2 separate regions of the Homo sapiens genome follow, and region 1 is linked to region 2. A link is a loop called in an ENCODE intact Hi-C map of the cell type or tissue named here. Cell type or tissue: CD14-positive monocyte. All regions are shown on one strand. Links, peaks and the distances in the headings refer to the core of each region. The heading gives the core; the rest is flanking DNA. Region 1 has its middle 29 kb from the start of LINC03002. Region 2 overlaps CT69 (cancer/testis associated transcript 69).

The links. Hi-C counts contacts between places; a loop is a spot of excess contacts. Peaks named below come from ENCODE experiments on the same cell type or tissue, not always from the same donor. Only the 100,000 strongest peaks of a DNase experiment are listed, where the experiment ranks them.
Region 1: it touches region 2 in a loop (2.6-fold over the local background); 3 of 110 quality-filtered maps call a loop at or near these places.

What each region holds. Positions count from the first base shown.
Region 1 is chr6:134,508,372-134,513,756 of GRCh38, forward strand. No RefSeq gene overlaps it. Among named protein-coding and RNA genes, the nearest start is that of LINC03002, 29 kb to the right of the region's middle. In CD14-positive monocyte, for the core only: no CTCF peak of the experiment used is centred there; a DNase peak (open chromatin) is centred at 2,760; H3K4me3 peaks cover 567 bases; H3K27ac peaks cover 1,882 bases.
Region 2 is chr6:134,449,741-134,455,125 of GRCh38, forward strand. It overlaps CT69 (cancer/testis associated transcript 69), which reads right to left. Exons shown (of 5, transcript NR_125852.1): 3 at 4,713-4,841. All of the region lies in intron 1 of LINC01010 (long intergenic non-protein coding RNA 1010), which reads left to right. Among named protein-coding and RNA genes, the nearest start is that of LINC01010, 15 kb to the left of the region's middle. In CD14-positive monocyte, for the core only: no CTCF peak of the experiment used is centred there; no DNase peak of the experiment used is centred there.

The DNA of each region.
Region 1 (5,385 bases), core at 93-5,092, 58 kb after region 2:
CATCACCGATCTCACCAGAACAACAACAAAAAAGTGTTGAAGTTTTCAAAGCTGTCAAGTTCGTTATGGCAGCTACAAGTTTTCCAAATTCTAATTTTCACTTGAAAGCTCAGATTTCATTATTCCCAACAAATACTGCCAAATCTTTTTTTAAAATGACAGACCCACTTTGTTCATTTTTTAAAAAAATGTCTGTCAATACCAATGTTTGAAGAACTACAGTTTTCTGTCAGTTGTTCTTTCAAATAAAAATAGTATTTCATGAAAAAAGTGGCTGGTTCAGCCCACCACTCAGTTGCATAAGTGCTTTTCCTTGAGACAACCACCGTACTTCAGTAGGCAGCAGAGGGGCTTTCTGTGTACTTGACATAGTTTGGATGTGTGTCCCTGCCCAAATCTCATATTGAAATGTAATCCCCAGTGTTAGAGGTGGGGCCTGGTGGGAGGTGATTGGATCATGGAGGAGGTTTCTCATGAATGGTTTAGCACCATCCTCTTGGTACTGTCCTCACAATAGTGAGTTCTTGTGAGGTCTGTTCATTTAAAAATATGTAGCACCTCCCCCCTTGCTCTCTCGCTCCTGCTCTGGCCATGTGACGCGCCTGCCCCACCTTTGCCTTGCGTGGTGCCATGACTGTAAATTTCCTGAGGCCTCCCAAGCAGAGCAGATGCCAGCATCATGCTTCCTGTACAGCCTGCAGAACCATGAGCCAATTAAATTTATTAAACCTCTTTTCTTTAAAAATTTCCCAGTCTCAGGTATGTCTTTATAGTAATGAAAGAATGGACTAATACAGTACTCCTCATTATACCACAAGAACATTATTTTAAAGATCGAGATGTAATAAAATTTTTATTGCTTCATCTAGGACATTCTTCAGTGAAGCTAGCCTTTTTTTTTTTTTCAAATATGAATAGGTGGTGCAATGACTAACTACTATAGTTAGGTGCCACTGTTTTGAGTCAGAGCAAGGCACCCACCATTACCTTTTTACCAACCTCAGTGAAAATGTCGAACAATGAAAAAAGGAACGTATACTATATGAAAATACTTTTCACCTCTCAGACCTTCTGAAAGGATCCTGGGGACTTTTAAGGGTCTGCAGACCACATTTTGAGAATGGCTACTTTTTACTAAGGGGAAATAAAAATCAAAAATTAGGAAGCAGAGAAAATAAAAACTAGAAAAAAAATTGAAATACTACAAACTCTTGAAATTCCTTCTCAGATATTTCTGCAAACACTTGAAATTTATTTCTTTTCAGGTATTTCATTAATTCATTCATGTAACAGAAATTATTATTTTTCTTACATAGAGTTGTCTAGCATATCTCCTTAAAAATGTAGGAATACTTATTTTCTACTTTTCTTATTATTGGAGCTTAAGCTAGAAAAGTTCCAAGACAACCTATTAAGTCCCACTTCCTAAACTTTTATGTAACCTAACATCTTATATAGAAAAAAACATACAGATATACAGATAAGCTATTTTAGATCATCGTTTATGTGGCCTTTTTGTTTGCTGGAAAGAGACTTACTCATGCTACCTCAAGAGATGAAGCCAGAGTGTTATGCCCTGTGGAATAACACCTGTGGAAATAAAGTAAGAAAGAATTTTGTACTAGATTTCCTCTTCTAAAGCTTACAATCTAAACCAGAGTCCAGAAAAAGGCTCACAACAAGGAATCACAAAACCGTAGCTTCCCATGGAGACTAGAACTCAATTTATGTTCTGAAAAGTGATTCAGGATTCCACACAGTTCTAATGACTGGTTGTTCCCTTTCCAGCTTCTTGAGTATTCTGTCTGCCTTCGCATCTCTCTGTGTGCCTATATTCTTCTGCTACCATATAGCTCATTTTTACTAGGTAACTTTGAAGTCTCAAGAGAGAGGATTGGGTTGGTCAACTTAATCACCATGATTCATAAAGGGCAGAGCTTCTGGCGTCAGACCACCTCACAGGCTGTTGGTCTGACTAGTTTAGCTGCCTTTGGGTTAGGTATGAACCTTAGTCCAGCTGTCTGTGGGTGGCAGACTGATGTGGAGCAAAACATGTCCACCTACACTTAAAGAACTTCCTAGATTGGGAGGCAGAGGTGGGATGATTGCTTTGAGCTCACAAGTTTGTGAACAACATGGGCAATATGGCGAAACCCCGTCTCTACTTAAAAAACCAAAAACTTTAGCAGGGCATGGTGGTACACGCCTGTGGTCCCAGTTACTTGGGAGGCCGAAGTGGGAGGACGGTTTGAGCCTGGGAGGCAGTGAGCCATGATCACGACATTGTGCAGCAGCCTGGGTGACAGAGTGAGACCCTGCCTCAAAAAAAAAAAAAAAAAAAAAAAAAAAAAAAGGACTTCCTAGAGATCTTCCTCAGCAGGGGCTGTGAATACAGTGTTTCTCTCTGGAAAAGACTGCAGGCATGGCAGCCATCTTAAGGCCTGGTGTCCTATAGATTGATCATTTTAACACAGTGTAAGCTTCAGGTGACCTTAGGCAAAGGGATGAGGAAACCCTCTACCTCCCTTTTGGAGAAGATTTCTCTTTTAATGCTTCCCTTCTTACCATTCTTTATATTAGTCGGCTTAGGCTGCCATTAACAAAACACCATAGACTGGGTGGCTTAAACAACAGAAATTTATTTCTCCCAGTTTTGGAAGCTGGGAAGTCCAAGGTCAAGGTGCCATCTGATTCAGTTCCCCAGTGAGGGCTCTCTTCCTGGCTTTCAGACAGCCAATTTCTTGCTGTGTCCTCACATGACCGCAAGAGAGAGGAAGCAGGCTCTCTGGTGTCTCTTCCTATAACCACTAATCCATCACGAGGGCCCTCAAGATCTCATCTAAACCTAACCTCCCCAGAGACTCCATCTCCAGACACAATCACATTGAGTGGAAGAGATTCAGCATATTAATTTTTGGGGGAGGGGATAACACAATGTAGTTCATAGCATTCTTCTTCCATTCTAATTCATCTTCCTCATGTTGGGTGCCCTGAACAGAGTTCCAGATGCCAGACCCCCACTCTTGTCATCCTAACTTTACAGCATACTTGTCTTCTGACTGATTTGCCCAGAATCCTGCTTTCTGTGATGGAAACTAATGAATTGTGACCCTATCTATGAAAGTGTTATCAACAGAAGCTCGTGGGAGCATGAGGTCCTCTCTTGTGTGCATGCTGGATATTCCTGTGGCTGGTGGCAGGCCAATACAGGAGAACCTGACAACAGGAAACCTTGAAATGAGATTGGCATGCTGGGCAGTGAGAAGGAGAGCTTCAAATAATAAACATCTTAGTGTACCTTAGTATAGTACTCTATACTCTACCTAAGCATAGAGTAGGCCCAGGCTGGGCCCTGGAAAACCTAAGAAAAAGTTAATAGAAAACTAAAAAATTATTTGCATCATCACACCTAGAAACAACTAGAAAACTAGTAACTTTTCATGGTCCATTATAGTCCTTAAGTCAATAATTATTGACTTGTTCTCATACATGATTACATATTCAAAACCAATCCAATGGACATCTCACTTGTAGAGTCATTATTTTCTTCTCTCACCTATTTTAAATGACATGCAATTAAGGTAAAGAATTGCTTCATTGATCTAGCATTTAATAGAACCAATCAATGAAAAGTTAAATGCTAATGGAAAAGAGACCAAATATTTAGTGATAGAGAATGATTTTTCAGATGCATACATCGCACGTCACACTCATGCTCATGCAGTGGATAACCCAAGCTCTACTGAAACTTAGTATGATGATCATGTTAATGTAGATGTTTAATCGCCTTCTTCTTCTTCTTCCTCTTTTTCTTTTTTTTTTTTGTTTAAACAGGGTCTTGCTCTGTCACCCAGGCTGGAGTGCAGTGGTGCAATCACAGCTCACTGCAGCCTAGACCTCCCCGGCTCAGATGATCCTCCCACCTCAGCTTTCTGAGTAGTGGGGACCACAGGTGCGCTCCATCACACCTGGCTTAGATCCTTAATTTACACACTTGCCTTCAAAATTTAAAGTTACTGTAAGCAGAATAAGAGTTCGCCCTGTGCATTGTTTGCAGAATGAGCGAGATCCAGGGGAATCCTTTTTTATGTGATAAAGGAAGCTGGTATGCTGTCACACACAGCAGTGAGCAAATTTCCCTCAAGTTCCCATTGCCTCTGTAATATTCAGAGAAACTCAGAAGACAAAGAATATATTTCAAACTGTTAATGGAGCCCTCAGCACTGCCTTGTGCTTTTTTTAAGCAAAATTATAGATTCACTCACAAAGAACTGTAAACATTTCATCTATGTTTAATTTTTAAAAGTGGTAGATAAGATTATGGCTGTGTATTATACAAACTGCGGCTTGACTGTCACATCCACCAGTCATGGAAACTTCTATAGGTTCTTATGATCTCTCTGGGCCTTGGTGTCTTCACGGATGTCCAATTGGGTTAATACACATCTGCTCCGGCTGTTATGGAATTAGAAATAATAGTGTATGTAGGGGCCCTGCACATGGCCAGCACTCCTTGTATTGTTATTTAGAGAAGTGCTGTGCAAACTGTTTACATTGAAAGGACAGTCACATTCTGAGTTTGATGTTGCTTAAAGGCCTTCTTTCCTGCTGGTGGCTGACTTTCCCTTTTCTTATTGTTCTAAGAATACTTCTCCATTTGGGCCATGTAAATAGTAACAATTGTTTGGTTGTTCCATCAGAAGGGAGAAGCCTTCCTGGAGCCTGGCTGGCAGAGCCCCAGTCTGATCTGTCTAGCAGTCATGGAGCTGGAGACAGGCGCAGTGCTCTTACTTCCTCCTCGAGGAAAAGAACCCCACCAAAATAGATCCTCATCATCTTGCAAACACCACCCAGAATAAATACACAGGAAATGAGGGCAAAATCCCACTGTGGTGGTTATTAAGGCAAATTCTTCCCAAAATATAAAGCTTTTCAGTGTGTAGGAGGGAGTACAGTAGTGGATATTACAGTGCATGAATCATTGTGGTGCTAATTCCAGATTATAAATTGAGTAATATACTATATGCCGAATGGTTCTATTTAGATTGATTAATATTTTATCCAGAGAAGTCTTTCTACATAGCTGCATTTACAAACAAAGATAAATTAGTCAAAAAGCATAAGAACCAAATTGTCCATGGAGTTTAGTGGAAAATTAGTTAGTATCTTGGCATTAAACAAATAATAAACTTCAGCTCTTTTCACATCCATAATGAAGCTTGGAATAAAAAAATACGATGCTGTCTAAACCTTTATAACCCTTAAAAATTAAAGCTAGATGCAAATTAGAAATAAAGATGGGGGACAGGGGACCCCCACCAAAGAAAAACACAGCACTAGAAGACCAGCTACTTGAGCATTAAGATTACAAAATTGCATTAAATT
Region 2 (5,385 bases), core at 289-5,288:
ATAAGTTTTAGCTTCAAGTGGGCTGAGTTTCACATCATTATGAATGAGAAATTTAAGGGGTAAACCCTATGCTGCCCTCACAATCATCCCTTCATTCCCTCTTCCTTTAAGATGTTTTCTGCCTAGGAGGTTACTCAGGCCCTTGCACATGTGGTCTCCTGGCAGCAGATCCATCTCTGACATTTGCAGCCGGTGCAAGAATACAGATGGAGGCCTCCACCCTTCCAACTCATAGTTTGCCCCTTTTATGTTCTTAGCTGCTGCTCAGTCCTGCAACTTGACCCCCATGCACACTCATGTGTATGTGAACATTGCAGCTGCAACCCGGGAGCCTGCAAAGAGTTGCCTTTTGGACTTTCTCAGGTTAGGAGTGCAGTTAACAGCTGTAATGCTGTGACTTGAAGAGTAGCCCACACAGGCTGTGGAAGGGCTAGGGTATTTGGGAGAGAAAGTTCAGAGTTCAAGGTACCCAAAGCAAGGACTAGAAGGGGGTGCCTTGGTTCCAGGTGGGCATGTCTCTTTGGCTTCATGGGTCTCTCTCCTCTTAAAACAAAAGCAGGCACCTCAGGCTAGGATACCATTTGCCTGGGTCCAAGGGAAGAACTGTCTGGAAATCTTATTCCACCAGTCTTTCAGCCAGATCCAGCCACGGAGCTGTGTCTTAACCCTGAGAGGAAGCAGAGCTATGCCTTAAGCCAGCTCCTTAATCTACACCATTTTCTTTGCAACTGGACACATTTTATTAATATCTGTATCTATACTAAATAGGAAAGAGGACCCTGGCTAATTCTCTTGTTAGAGTAAGACAAGAAGTCCATGAGATTTGGGGAAACCAGGCCAAGGTTTGGGTCCAAAAGAGGCCTCCTTCAAACACATACACACCCGTTTTTCCACATGTGAGTAATTACTAAACTCTCTTTGGCCCTCACCAAGACAACCAGCAGGACTCAGGAGTTTAATGAATTGTTCTCACTTCCACGGAGCAGTAAAATTGAGTTTTTATTTATTAGAAACTTAAAATGGTTTTTAACTCTGTGGGAGTAATTTAGAAATTGGTGTGAAGTGTAATTGATTTTTATAAACATGCATATTGTAGATTTTTCATTAATAAGCATTTGCATTGTAATTTGTTTGTGCATGAGTGCCCTGGACTTTCCAGATGCTAATGAACAAAGTGCTGGAGTGTGCTTTCTACAAAGCGAAATTCATTATTTTCATTTTTATTTTTAACTCTTTTCTCAAAGTGAGAACAAGAGAAAGCTATTGGAAAGATAATTTCTAGAAAGAAAGGTGAACTCAGCTCTTTTTGATAATTATGTTTTCCCCCTCAATCTTGTTTAACAAAAGCTGAAGAACTTGTCTGTCACACTCCTGATACTTTCTCTAATTAGTCCTGGCTTCATATATATGTGTATATACACACATATGAAATACTCTTTCATGTATATATGAAAAGACTATTTAGAATGATTATTTATACTGCATATAATTAAGTAGGGCTGTGTCCTGGTCTATAATCACTAGAGACACCCTTCTGAGAAAATACTCCTGACTTAACCACACAATTTATTCTACATTGTAGTGCCTTCAGGGATACACCCTTCTGGAGTACATTAGTTTTCTCAGACAGACCAGAAATGATTACCAAGGGAGGAACCTCTTCCAATAAGCCCTCTTTTCATTTCTTTGATATGTGTGCATCGATCCCTAAGTCCTCATCTGGACTGCTACCTTAATTTGCAGAGCCCAAGTGAAAACACACACACAAAAAACCCTCAAAGTCCCTTCAAAAAGCAGGGGTGGTGGTGGGGGGGAGGTGTGGAAGATTTCCTTTCTTTCTCTTTTGGCCTGTCATGGGGTCTCTTACTTGCTATTTAATTTCATGCTCTCTTTGATACAGGGGTATTCACAGGGTGAGTGCAGATGGTCTCAGGTAGCTCAGGCCTGCCCAGCCACTTGGTGCATGGGGTGTGTGCACCCAGCTTCCACGCCCCCTGCAGGCCCAGGCCCCTGCCTGCCCAAATGGCTGTAGTCACTGGAAGGGGGTTGGGGAGCAGAGAGTGGAGGGGTGGGAGATAATGAGAGTGGATGAGGAAGCTCCTCACCCCCTGTTCCATTGTCCTTCTGGACTTCACTTACAAAACACAAACTCCAAGATTAAATTGTTATGCATTTTAAGGGGATTCACCCATGAAAGATGGGCAACTCTCCTGTTATAAAAGAAGTCCACAGAAGGCTCCATAACTTCTGTGCCAGGTCAATAGTGCTCTGATTTCCTTTCTTTCTGCCCCCAGTGATTATCCAGGGACTACAGATGGGGTCAGCAGCATGCCCAGTCACCTGCATTGCCTAATGAATGGCTGACTGCCTCAGCATCCCCTGGGCAGAGGTGAGGAGGACTTGTTTACAGCCTGATATGGTTAGACTTTGTGTCCCCACCCAAATCTCATCTTGAATTGTAATCCCCACGTGTTGAGGGAAGGAAGTGATTGGATTATGGGGGTAGTATCCCCCATGCTGTTCTCATGATAGTGAGTGAATTCTCACGAGATCTGGTGGTTTTATAAATGATAGTTTTTCCTGCACTCTCACATGCTCTCTGTTGCCTACCACCATGTAAGACAGGCTTGTTTCCCCTTCTGCCATGATTGTCAGTTTCCTGAGGCCTTCCCAGCTACGCAGAATTGTGGGTCAATTAAACTTTTTTCCTTTATAAGTTACCCAGTCTCTGGCAGTTCTCTATAGCAGTGTGAAAACAGACTAATACACAGCTTAATTCTGGATTTATCTTAGCCTTCACTCCTCAAGCAGTCCAGGCATGGTGGCTCACGCCTGTAATCCCAGCACTTTGGGATTGATCCCTTGAGGCCAGGAGTTTGAGAACAACCTAGTGAGACTTCATCTCTACTGAAATCAAAAATTTAAAAAAATTAATAAAATGTGAAGCTCCCACTCCATAGTTTAATGACACATGCACTATTATGTGGTTTTACTTTTCTCATGGAAAAGCTATACATTACAGAAAATGCAAAACATCGAGAACAGAAGAAAACAAATCACCAGAATTGCCATCTTACTGTCCAGAAATAATTACTTAGCATTTTAGCATATGTAGTTTGGTCTTTTTACATATACGGCTATGGTGCATATGTTATTGAGATATTGTAAATATTGCTTTAAAACACACTTTCATTCACTCAATAATACACCATGAATATCTTCCATATATTATTATTAATCTAAAACATTATTTGAAAACTTTTGGGTGCATACCACTCACCTGGGAGCATGTGGGAAATAAAGATTCTGAAGTCTCTCACTCGCAGAGATCCTCATTCATAACCGCAGATGATGACTCATAAATCTGATATCTGCCTTTTGAAGAAGCACCCCAGAAGATTCTGATGGAGGTGATTCTCAGAGCTTGCTCTGACATACACTGATCTACAATATGCTTTTAAAATGCTGCACTGTGTTCCATCATATAGGTGTGCCATAATTTATTAAACCAGTTTCATATTGTTCATTTGACATTAGTTTCTAAATTTTCACGTGCATGATTAATTCTTCATATAAATCTTTCTGAACATCTCTAATTATTTCCTTAGGAAAATTCTGCAAAGTGGAATTACTGGGTCAAAGGGAATGTAAACCTGAGCAAAGTAGATGGTAGTGTGAATGAAAAAGCAAATCAGTAAGCTGTAAAACACTACACTAATATGATAGAACAGCTGCCATTTATTGAGGGACTTTTGTAAACCCGGCCAGGGGTTCTTAAATTTTCTTGTGAATCAGAATCACCTGGATGGCTTGTTAAAACCAGGTTGCTGCTACCTTCTCTCCATCCCAGTTTAATTCATTAGGTCTGTGATGGGACTGGGAATTTGCAATTCTAAGAAGTTTCCAGGTGATGCAGATACTGGTCCTAGGCCAGGCCACACTTTGGACACCACTAGACACTATTCTAGGTGTCTTATTAAACTTCACAGCAGTCTTTACAGTTGATGATTGAGATGCAGAGAGGGTCTAAGGTTATGAAGCTAATGCTGGCAGAGCTGGGATTTGATTCAAAATTTGATGATTCAAAAGCTGATGGTTTTCCCACCAGGCAACCTGGTTTCTTCATTTTACTGCCCTCAAATAAAATATTTTAGATGTGTTCCTAACAAGCACTGAAGGTTTCAGTGTCAGCGCCACCCCTCCCCCACTCCAATCTATTAGGGATACATAAGGGAGGAGAGAGGTTAGGAATTGTTTGGCTGAGAAATTCCTCAGGGGAAACTGGTTGGATGAGTTACACTCCACCATTCACATCAATATGAAGGGTTGCCTCCCTGTCCTGCTGTGGCCTCAATGACATGTGGACATCAAGAGAATAATTTCTCATCTCTTACTGCAACCACATAATAATCCTTCCTTGGAAGAGAGATCTGTCTTCTCTAAAAACCACCTCCAACCTTCTCCACACAATGGCTTAAATAACCTGTTTGTTCAGGCAGCTCAGAAAACAAATTTCATCAGTGCAGAAAACAAAGCACTCCTATCAAACTGGTTGGTTAATGATACCCAGCACAGCAAACACCCAGCGGATTGGCAGAACGTGAGCCAGGTTGGCTTCTAACAGACCCAGCTTAAGACGCCCAGAATCACCAAGTGAATCAGACACATTTCATAACTAAAGACACCTGAAGACCTAATTATGCAAATTTTACCTGTTTGTTAGCTTGGGATCTGGCCGTCCTGCAGTCTTTCCATGTGTTGATGGTTGTGTGTGAAGATTATTTGTGCATCATTTAGTCTGCATTTATTCATCTTGTGAGCTGAGGATTCTGCTAAGCACCCTACAAGGAGAAAAGGAATATTGTCTGTTTAAAACGTGTTTTGTGTGGCTTCTTGGATAGTGTCCCTGGATGTGGGTACCTGAGAACAATCCATCCTTACTGTTCCATTTCCTAATGGAAAATGCACTACTTCCATCCATGTGAAATATAAATTTAGTCTGGGATGCTTTATCATGTAAGACAAGGCAGGCTATGCATTCCAAGAGATATTTTGTCTAGAGATGATAAGGAGCATTGCACGGTCTTTGGCTTTATTATTTTCAACAACCCCCTAACTGGATAAGGCAAGGTTTTAGGTCAACAAGTCTTGGGAAGTCTGCAGAGGAACTAGCATTTATAATCTGAGTTGCTCCAGCTGCCAGAAGTAGTGTCAATAATTGACTGTTTCGTGGCTGAAGGACTATAGTAGTTATAATTGTCTGACATAAGAAATATTCAGTGACATAAGGCATTTTGTATAATGAAAAGAATTAACATTCCTACTGGATTGTTGTCTTTCAGGAATGCATTCAAGACATTTCTATATTAGGTAAGAAATTTGATT